Linked DNA regions of Homo sapiens: region 1 is linked to region 2. A link is an interaction called in ENCODE POLR2A ChIA-PET data of the cell type or tissue named here. Cell type or tissue: HepG2. All regions are shown on one strand. Links, peaks and the distances in the headings refer to the core of each region. The heading gives the core; the rest is flanking DNA. Region 1 overlaps WDR81 (WD repeat domain 81). Region 2 overlaps SMYD4 (SET and MYND domain containing 4).

Region 1 (5,367 bases), core at 305-5,304, 75 kb before region 2:
AGAGTTGCAGAGCCAGTTCCTGCCCCATCTTCTGTGGCTCCCGAGTCCTTGGATGGGTGATAGCAGCCGCCTGCCATCTTCCCTGTCTCAGGACCTCTCCCACTCCTATCCAGGTGACATCATCCGGAAAATCATCCCCAACCACGAGCTGGTTGGGGAGCTGGCGGCGCTGTACTTGGAGAGCATCAGCCCCAGCAGTCGCAACCCTGCCAGCGTGGAGCCCACCATGCCCGGCACCGGGCCCGAGTGGGACCCCCATGGTGGGGGCTGCCCTCAGGATGACGGCCACTCAGGGACCTTTGGGAGCGTCCTGGTGGGGAACCGCATTCAGATCCCCAATGACTCTCGGCCTGAGAACCCCGGACCACTGGGCCCCATCTCGGGGGTGGGTGGCGGGGGCCTGGGCAGCGGGAGCGACGACAACGCCCTGAAGCAGGAGCTGCCGCGGAGCGTGCACGGGCTGAGCGGAAACTGGCTGGCGTACTGGCAGTACGAGATCGGCGTGAGCCAGCAGGATGCCCACTTTCACTTCCACCAGATCCGCCTGCAGAGCTTCCCGGGCCACTCGGGGGCCGTCAAGTGCGTGGCACCCCTAAGCAGCGAGGACTTCTTCCTGAGCGGCAGCAAGGATCGTACCGTGCGCCTCTGGCCGCTGTACAACTACGGCGACGGGACCAGCGAGACGGCCCCACGCCTCGTCTACACCCAGCACCGCAAGAGCGTCTTCTTCGTGGGCCAGCTTGAGGCCCCGCAGCACGTGGTGAGCTGTGACGGGGCTGTGCACGTCTGGGACCCCTTCACAGGTGAGCGGGCCCAGGTGAGGCCTGTTCTCTTCCTGCTCCTGCGCCCCACCAGGCCTCCAGGAAGGGGGCCCGAGGGTGGGGCTGTAATGCTGCGGAGTTTGGGGAGACCCAGCGAGGCCGCCTAGGAGAACAGTTAGGGCTTCGAATCTGTTAGACTTGAGTCTGAATTGGCTCCACCGGCTTACTTGCTGAGTGACCTTGAGCAAGTTCCTGCTGCTGGAAGCGTCTCCTTTCCCATCTATAAACTGAGAATCAGAAAAACTGGCGTAGAAGATAACACACAGCCGGGCGCAGTGGCTCACGCCTGTAATCCCAGCACTTTGGGAGGCTGAGGCGGGTGGATCACGAGGTCAGGAGATCGAGATCATCCTGGCTAACATGGTGAAACCCCGTCTCTACTAAAAATACAAAAATTAGCCGGGCGTGGTGGCGGGTGCCTGTACTCCCAACTACACAGGAGGCTGAGGCAGGAGAATCTCTCAAACTCAGGTGGCAGAGGTTGCCGTGAGCCGAGATCGCACCACTGCACTCCAGCCCGGGCAACAGAGCGAGACTCTGTCTCAAAAAAAAAAAAAAGAAGAAGATAACACATGTAGGGTTTTGGCTTCATGTGTAGCAGATATTTGGTCAATGGTTGCTTATTTTTTGGCGTCACCATAGGGAGAAATATGGTTAAAAGGGGGAAAGGGATGGTGTCGGGGAAGACAGAGGGAGGTGGCATTGGGTCAGCAGCACTGTGCAGAGAGAGGAGGTTGCTTTGGGGATGGGAGCCTGGCCGGGCCATGGAAGCAGGAAGGTGGGAGAGTCAAGAAACATCTTTAGGCCGATGCAGTGGCTCACGCCTGTAATCTCAGCACTCTGGGAGGCCAGGAGTTGGAGACCAGACTGGCTGACATGGTGAAACCCCATCTCTACTAAGAATACAAAAAAAGGCCGGACGCGGTGGCTCACGCCTGTAATCCCAGCACTTTGGGAGGCCAAAGTGGGTGGATCATGAGGTCAGGAGATCGAGACCATCCAGGCTAACATGGTAAAACCCCGTCTCTACCAAAAATACAAAAAATTAGCCAGGCGTGGTGGCGGACGCCTGTAGTCCCAGCTATTCGGGAGGCTGAGGCAAGAGAATTGCTTGAACCTGGGAGGTGGAGGTTGCAGTGAGCCGAGATTGCACCACTGCACTCCAGCCTGGGCGACAAAGCGAGACTCCATCTCAAAAAAAGAGAAACATCTTTAGCATTTTCTAAGGATCCCTGGGGGACGGGAGGCAGGTGTGCGGTGAGTTGGGGGATTAGAAGCTCCCAGGGCTCTTCCGTCAGCTGCTGGGACCCCAGATCCACTGTGACTTTCCTTCCCAGGGAAGACCCTTCGCACAGTGGAGCCGCTGGACAGCCGGGTGCCCCTGACTGCGGTGGCTGTCATGCCCGCCCCCCACACCAGCATCACCATGGCCAGCTCTGACTCTACCCTGCGCTTTGTGGACTGCAGGAAGCCTGGTCTGCAGGTCAGGGGGGTCCAGTTCCCTGAGCACTCGCCTGGTTCTCTGGGGACCTGGCAAGGAGGAGAGACTCCCCAAAAACAGAAAGCCAGGATGTTGTTCTGGGGCCCTAGTTAGTTTCTCTTTGGTGCTAGATCACCCACAGCCACACATCCTGCGGGGCAGGACTCTGGCCTGTGATGGGGGTGGGGTTCTGGGCTTTTCATGCCCCCTGATGAGGGTCAGAGGCTCAGGCCTTCCTGCTGTGTGGGCTTGGGTGGTGGGCAGGGCCTTGGGGAGTGTGAGATGGGAAGGTGGTGCCTCAGCTCAGCCGCCCTCTCCCTGCAGCACGAGTTCCGACTGGGCGGTGGGCTGAACCCTGGGCTTGTCCGTGCCCTGGCCATCAGCCCCAGTGGCCGTAGTGTCGTGGCCGGCTTCTCCTCAGGCTTCATGGTGCTCCTGGACACCCGCACAGGCCTGGTTCTGCGAGGCTGGCCAGCCCACGAGGGGGACATTCTGCAGATCAAGGTGACGGGCCGGGTCTCCCTCCCCTTGCTGCCCAACCCCCGCCCCTGTCCAGCCATCACCCCTGCTTAGGGTCTGCCTGCCCGGGTTCAGGCTCGAACTGGTCTGTCTTATATACCTGGTCCAGGACTAACTGGGCAGGGAGGGTAGCCCTCTCGGTCCACCTTGGGAGCCAGTTGCACTGCAGGGGTCTCAGCAGGAGGCAGGCCATGGGGGCGGGAGCCACGGGGCAGTGGGGCGGGAGCTATGGGGCAGGGCTGACCCTGTTGCTCATGGCGATGTTCTAATGAGTAACCCTTGTCCATATTTGTCTTGCTTGGAGGATCAGGGGTCAGGCCCTGTCCGTGACCTAGTTCAGGTTAAATAAAGCTGAGCTGGGAGGCTGTTTACTGCCTGTAGACCGCTGAGCAGAGTCCATGGCCCTGCCGGGCTGCCCTGGCTGGGGGCAGGAGCACGCCTGGGCATGGGGATCCTGTCCCCGTCTCCTTCCCCTCCCCCTCCCTCCATTCTCAGTCACAGGCCTCGGGGAGCTGCTCAGGGAGGCCCAGGAGGGGAGGAACAGGGCTTCGTGTGGGAGGATTTCTGCAGGCAGCTGGGACTTTCCTCCCCAGCTTGGCTGGAGGCCAGGAGTCTTGCATTGCCCTGCTGACAGCAGGCTGTCGCTGGCTCCCTCCAGAGCCCCAGGGAACCCTCAGCTCAAGGTGCCCCCAAATTCTAACTTTCCAAGAAAGTGTCAGGAGGGCTCTGGGGTCAGCCTGGGTGTTAATCCCAGCTCTGCTGCTTGCTGGCCCCATGACCTTGGTATGGTTACTTCACTTCTCTGAGCCTCACTTTTCCTGTTTGTGAAATGGGGACAATGGCAGCATCCACCGCATAGGGTTGTTACGAAGGTCAAGGTCGTCACGTGCACGCCTGGCACCATGCCTGTGCGTAGTTCTCAAGTTAGAGTGACGACTGGGTTACGGATGCTGAGCGTATTAAAATGAACCAACGTGAATATGGTGTGTGTGGGAGGGTGGCGGCTTGTCACCCACCCAGGACGGCCTGTCTCCCTGGAGAGAAACTGCGGAGGGAACTGGGAAGGCCTTGGGGCCCAAGGGTATGCAGAAGGACCCAGGCTCCTGCTGAGGCTCTCCTCTCCCGGGACAGGCGGTGGAGGGCAGCGTCCTGGTCAGCTCCTCCTCTGACCATTCCTTGACCGTCTGGAAGGAGCTGGAGCAGAAGCCCACCCATCACTACAAGTCAGCATCCGACCCCATCCACACCTTTGACCTGTACGGCAGCGAGGTGGTCACTGGCACCGTGTCCAACAAGATTGGCGTCTGCTCCCTGCTTGAGCCACCCTCGCAGGCCACCACGAAGCTCAGCTCTGAGAACTTCCGCGGCACGCTCACCAGCCTGGCCTTGCTGCCCACTAAACGCCACCTCCTGCTGGGCTCAGACAACGGGGTTATCCGCCTCCTGGCATAGACTGAGGCAGGAGCTGGCCGGGCAAGGGTGGGAAGACATCTGCGGGCGCGTGTCCACTCACCCTGTTCCCTGAGCAGCAGCTCCCTCCAGGGAGGCCCTGGGTCCCACGCCCTGGGTGCCCACATGGCCTGCCAACTAGGGCCTGCAAATGGAGTGGGGGAGTCCTGGCCCCTGAATCACCAGAGCCACCAAGCCTGCCAGAGGGGTCTCATTCATGGCTTGGGGACACAGGGCTCCTAGCAAGCAGGAAGTTAAGAGCAGGAGGAAGCGTTGCTACCTTCACTTCTCCCCAGCTCTGCCCTCTGGGTCCACATGAGGACAGGGAAGCTCGGGAAGGGGAAGGGAGACTGGCCCTGCCCAGCCGGTCTCTAGCCCCTCAGCCCCCGCTGGGCACTCTCTGTCCCATCCCTCTAGGACAGGGAAGCTGGCCTGGTCCAGGGCACTGATGGTGCTTGGATTCCAGCCTAAGGAAGGCTGGCCGTGGTCCAGGAGTTAAGGGCTTGGGTCTGGGGTTTAAGTGGCCACCCATCCAGGCCCTGGCCAGTGTGGGACCGGGACGGGAAGGAAGAAGGAGGCTAGGAGCAGGGGGAAAAGGTGCACTTGGCCAGTGGCGCCTGCCAGGAGTGAGTCCATGCGTTGTCTGCCCACCCCTACCACAGTGTTTGTGCCTTCAGCTGAGGGGGCAGCCTCTGGGCCCTGAACCCCTGCTGGGGCTCCACGACCCTGAGAGAAGGGGTGAGAAGAATCATCTCTGCACCTCGGGTCTCTGCCAGAGGAAGACTTAAGCATCCCTGCGACCTCACATTCTAGACAGAGATGAGGTCCAGGGGTTGGCCCCTGCTGCCTTCTCACAATTTGCAATAGATGTAAATAGGACCAATAAATCCTTTGGAAGAGCCATGGGGTGAACTGAGGCTTGTCTTTTTTTTTTTTTTCAATAGAGATGGAGTCTGACTATGTTGCCCAAGCTGGTCTCCAACTCCTGGGCTCAAGCGATCCTCCTGCCTCGGCCTCCCAAAGTGTTGGGATTACAGGCATGAGCCACCACGCCCAGCCTGAGGCTTATCTTGCTGGTGGTGTCAGGGTGGGGAAAGT
Region 2 (5,367 bases), core at 229-5,228:
AGTACCATAATCACCAACATACTGGCTTCATGAAATAGGAAGGCTCATCTCCCTCCACATTCAGAGCAAACCTTAATTTTTTCTCTGGCTTCAGTTTTTATTTTCCCTGTTTTCCTTGAAGAACTTCCCATGTGATCACATTTATGATGCACATACATAAAGTTGAAGAGATTAGCTCTGAAAAAAGAACTATTAAGCCATTTATCACTGGATCATTACACCTAATGGACTTTAATCCCTCAGCAACCACTAAAGCTTACATTATTTAGCTAAATACTTTATTACAACACTACAAAGCAGGGATTTTATCAGCTGTAGAAGCTGCTGTTGTAGGTGTGATCGTTTTTGGAAAATTAATCCCAAACTTCAAGCACGTTCAAGCATAAACCTGTTAAAGATTCAGAGTAGGATGTACACCCTTCAAATGAAAAACAAATTTTGTTTTTAACAGAGACAGGGCCTCGCTGTGTTGCCTAGGCCTGTCTTGAACTCCTGGGCTCAGGCAATCCTCCCGCCTCGGTCTCCCAAAGTGTTGGAATTACACGAGTGAGCCACTGTGCCCAGCCTACCCTTCAAATTTAAACTTATTCTTTTAATATCCAAGGTCACAGAACTGGTGCAAGAGATTGTCATACTCCTGCTTTAAGCCCATATAAGTATCTTAAAAGCTACGGAAGGAAGTTGCTCAGGGGATCTTGTTCCAGTTCTTACTATGAAAGCAGGACAATAAGAGTCATTTATACATTATTATTATTGTTATTATTATTATTATTTTTTTTTTTGAGACAGAGTCTTGCTCTGTCGCCCAGGCTGGAGTGCAGTGGTGCGATCTCGGCTCACTGCAACCTCTGCCTCCCGGGTTCAAGCAATTCTCCTGCCTCAGCCTCCTGAGTAGCTGAGATTACAGGCGCCCGCCACCACGCCCAGCTAATTTTTTTGTATTTTTAGTAGAGACGGGGTTTCACCATGTTGGTCAGGCTGGTCTCAAACCCCTGACCTTGTGATCCACCCGCCTCGGCCTCCCAAAGTGCTGGGATTATAGGCGTGAGCCACCGCGCCCGGCCTATTATTATTGTTTTGAGACAGTCTCGCTCTGTCGCCCAGGCTGGAGTGCAGTGGCGCGATCTCGGCTCACTGCAAGCTCCGCCTCCCGGGTTCACGCCATTCTCCTGCCTCAGCCTCCTGAGTAGGTGGGACTACAGGCGCCCGCCACCGTGCCCGGCTAATTTTTTGTATTTTTAGTAGAGATGGGGTTTCACCATGTTAGCCAGGACGGTCTCAATCTCCTGATCCACCCACCTCGGCCTCCCAAAATGCTGGGATTACAGGTGTGAGCCACTGTGTCCGGCCCATTTATACGTTATTTTACAGATGGGGTCTTGCTATGTTGCCCAGGCTGGTCTTGAACTCCTGGGCTTAAACAATCCTCCTGCCTCAGCCTCCCAAAGGGCTGGGATTACAAGTGTGAGCCACTGTGCCCAGCCAAGAATAATAGATTACTAATTCTATCAAGCTAACAGTCTCATCAGACATTCAGACAAAAATGGCATGTAGTTCAACAAGGGCTGACAGACATGGGCAAGGCAGGCGAGGGGCCCATAAGCTTACTGCTACAGGGTATCGGAAGGAATATGGAAATAGAAGTTTCTTGAAGAAATTCAGAACACATAAATTACTTTTTTTTTTTTGAGTCAGGGTCTCACTCTGTCACCCAGGGTAGTGCAGAGACCAGCCTGGCCAACATGGCGAAAACCCATCTCTACTAAAAATACAAAAATTAGCTGGGCGTGGTGCCGCATACCTGTAATCCCAGCTACTCAGGAGACTAAGGTGGGAGGATCGCTTGAACCCGGGAGGCAAATGTTGCAGTGATCACAGCTCACTGAAGCCTGGAACTCCCGGGCTCAGTGACCCTCCTGCCTCAGCCTCCTGACTGGCTGGGACTGATATGGGAGGGGGGCAGGGAACTGCTGTGTAGAGAAAGGCGGGTCCCTGGGTAGGGCTTCACCCTTGGGCCTGTGTCCACTGACCCAGGTGAGGACAAGCACTCCCGCCTTCGCGCCCAAATGTTGCATTTTCCAAGACCACCCTGGTTTGCCACGCCCCCCAGCCTGGGCCTATAAAAACCCAAGACCCTAGCAGGCAGACACATAAGCAGCTGGATGTTGTCAGGAGTATGCCGGCGGAAGAGCAGCCGACAGGCATCGGCATGCCATCGACCAGTGCAGAAGGACACGGACTTTGGCCAGAGCAGCTGGTAAAGAGGTGGGCCTCTGAGTGGCCTGACTCCAGGGGAAAACCATCTCCCTTCTGGCTCCCAACCTGCTGAGAGCTACTTCTACTCAATAAAACCTTGCACTCATTCTTAAAGCCCACGTGTGATCCGATTCTTCCAGCACACCAAGGCAAGAACCCGGGATACAGGAAGCCCTCTGTCCTTGCGACAAGGTGGAGAGTTTAACTGAGCTGGTTAACACAAGCCGCGTATAGACAGCAAACTAAAAGAGCACCCTGTAACACACGCCCACTGGGGCTTCAACTGTAAACATTCATCCCTAGACACTGCCCTGGGGTCGGAGCCCCGCAGCCTGCCCATCTATATGCTCCCCTAGAGGTTTGAGTAGCAGGGCACGGAGGAAGCGAGCCACACCTCCATCGCACGCCCTGCGAGGGGAACAAGGGAACTTTTTCCGTTTCAGGACCACAGATGCATGCCACCACTAGTCAGGCTAATTTAAAAAAAATTTGTGTGTGTGGAGAAGGGGTCTCCCTATATTGTCCAGGCTGGTCTTGAACCCCTGGCCTCAAGTGATCCTCCCGACTCAGCCTCCCAAAGGGCTGGGATTACGGGTGTGAACCACTGTGCTGGGCCTAAAAACTACCTTTTGTTTCAGACTATAACCACAGCAGAATTCCGCCAGGTTTCTTTTTCAAATCCATTCAATAAATTATAGACAAAGATAACACTGGCTATACAATTTAGCAATATGGGTCCATCTCCTGAAGAAACACGCATTGTTACATTGCTGGGCTGGGCAGGGCATGGTGGCTCATGCCTGTAATCCCAGCACTTTGGGAGGCTGAGGCGGGCGCAACACCTGAGGTCAGTAGTTTGAGACCAGCCTGGCCAACATGGCGAAAACCCATCTCTACTAAAAATACAAAAATTAGCTGGGCGTGGTGCCACATGCCTGTAATCCCAGCTACTCAGGAGACTAAGGTGGGAGGATCGCTTGAACCCAGGAGGCGAATGTTGCAGTGAGCTGAGATTATACCACTGTACTCCAGCCTGGGTAACACAGCAAGATTCTGTCTCAGAGAAAAATAAATAATAAATTGCTTGAGCTGGGAGTGTTTTACCTTAGAGTACAGCACTGCAGCTCCTGTGTAATCTTTCTCCTGAAATTTTTTGTTTCCTTCTTCTCTGTAGAAAAGAGGAGCGTCCGAGTCCTTTCCCACCAAGTAACCTTTAGAAAGTCTTTTTAGAAACAGCTCATCCTCAGGTCTGCATGAAGAAAGGAGGAAACAAAGTAAGCAGAAATGTGTTATTTCAAGGAAAGCTCTAAACCATTGCCCTCAAAACAAGAAAGTGGGCCCGCAAAACATTTCACACACATGAGGATATGTACATTGTGCAATGTGATTAGAGGAAAGAAATCTCATAGTCTCAGAGACACAGGGACCAGAATTTTTTGAGACAGGGTCTCACTCTGTCACCCAGGCTGGAGTGCCGTGGTGCCATCTCCACTCACTGCAGCCTTGACTTCCCAGGCTCAGATGATTCTCCCACCTCAGCCTCCTGAGTAGCTGGCACTAATTGGGAGGATGTGTGCCACCAGGCCTGGCTAATGTTTGTACTTTTAGTAGAGGTGGGGTTTTGCCATGTTGCCCAGGCTGGTCTTGAACTCCTGGGCTCAAATGATCAGCAGAATTTCTTTTTTTTTTTTTTTTTTTTTTTGAGATGGAGTCTCACTGTCACCCAGGCTGGAGTGCAGAATCATGATCTCGGCTCGCTGCAACCTCCGCCTCCCTGGTTCAAGTGATTCTCCTGCCTCAGCCTCCTGAATAGGTGGGATTACAGGCGCCCATCACCAGGCCCAGCTAATTTTTGTATTTTTAGTAGAGAAAGCATTTCACCATGTTAGCCAGGCTGGTCTCGAACTCCTGACCTCAAATGGTCCACCTGCCTCACCCTCCCAAAGTGCTGGGAATACAGGCGTGAGCCACCGCACCTGGCCAGAATTTCTATTTAGAGGACTGAAGGCTAATTTTTTATTCTTTATCTCATAATTATTGGCCAACGAACCATCCCTCGGATCATACATCATAAAAGATTTTTTTTTTTTGAGACAGAGTTTCGCTCTGTCACCCAGGCTGGAGTGCAGTGGTGCAATCTCAGCTCACTGCAAACTCTGTCTCCTGGGTTCAAGTGATTCTCCTGCCTCACCCTCCCGAGTAGCGGGGATTACAGGCATGCACCACCACGTTCAGCCAATTTTTGTATTTTCAGTACAGGCAGGGTTTCACCATTTTGGCCAGGTTTGTCTTGAACTCCTGACCTCAAGTGATCCGCCTGCCTGGGCCTCCCAAAGTGTTGGGATTACAGGCATGTGCTACTGGGCCCAGCCAGGATCTTGAGTCTGGAAAATGAGACTAATATATGGTGTCTTTTGAATCAAGGAGTATTCTCCACTTCAACTGCTGAAAATACTTGAGTGGCTGACAGAAGAGAGATAATGAGAATGAATCATAAAGTAAATGTAGTAAAACGTTAACACTTGCGAAATTTGGAAGAATTCACCAATTCTTTGTACTTTTTTTTTTGGAGACAGAGTCTCACTTTGTTGCCCAGGCTGTAGTGCAGCACTGGCACGATCTCGGCTCACTGCAACCTCCGCCTCCTGGGTGCAAGTGATTCTTGTGCCTCAGCCTCAGGAGTAGCTAGGAGTGTGAGCCACCACGCCCAGCTAATTTTTTGTATATTTAGTAGAGATGGGGTCTCATCATGTTGCCGAGGCCGGTCTTGAACTTCTGAGCTCAGGCAATCTGCCCACTTTGGCCTCCCAAAGTGCTAGATCACAGGTGTGAGCCACTGTGCCTGGCCTCTTTATACTATTTTTGCAAGTAAGTCTGAAATTATTTCAAACTAAGAAGTTTAAGAAATAAATATACAAATGCTCTACAAAATTAATAAAGCTGAACTAATACATAAATATAGAGACATATACACATACTAACAAAAAATATACCTATTTTCCAATAAAAAGAAATAATATAGAATAACCTAGACTATTCTCTTTGACTATAATGCCATAAAGTAAAATATGAATAACAAAAGTAGAAACACAAATGACATGGAAACTAAAA

What was found. Peaks named below come from ENCODE experiments on the same cell type or tissue, not always from the same donor. Only the 100,000 strongest peaks of a DNase experiment are listed, where the experiment ranks them.
Region 1: POLR2A ChIA-PET joins it to region 2 with 12 read pairs; 14 of 35 experiments call an interaction of 5 or more read pairs at or near these places.

The regions. Positions count from the first base shown.
Region 1 is chr17:1,733,414-1,738,780 of GRCh38, forward strand. WDR81 (WD repeat domain 81) reads left to right here. Exons shown (of 10, transcript NM_001163809.2): 7 at 114-803; 8 at 2,159-2,304; 9 at 2,626-2,805; 10 at 3,952-5,172. The coding sequence ends at 4,272. Among named protein-coding and RNA genes, the nearest start is that of SERPINF2, 6.8 kb to the right of the region's middle. RefSeq lists enhancers at 1,948-2,465, 2,466-2,981 and a silencer at 3,222-3,516. In HepG2, for the core only: no CTCF peak of the experiment used is centred there; DNase peaks (open chromatin) are centred at 2,568, 3,188 and 3,648.
Region 2 is chr17:1,808,611-1,813,977 of GRCh38, forward strand. It overlaps SMYD4 (SET and MYND domain containing 4), which reads right to left. Exons shown (of 11, transcript NM_052928.3): 3 at 3,361-3,505. Among named protein-coding and RNA genes, the nearest start is that of SMYD4, 19 kb to the right of the region's middle. In HepG2, for the core only: no CTCF peak of the experiment used is centred there; a DNase peak (open chromatin) is centred at 2,211.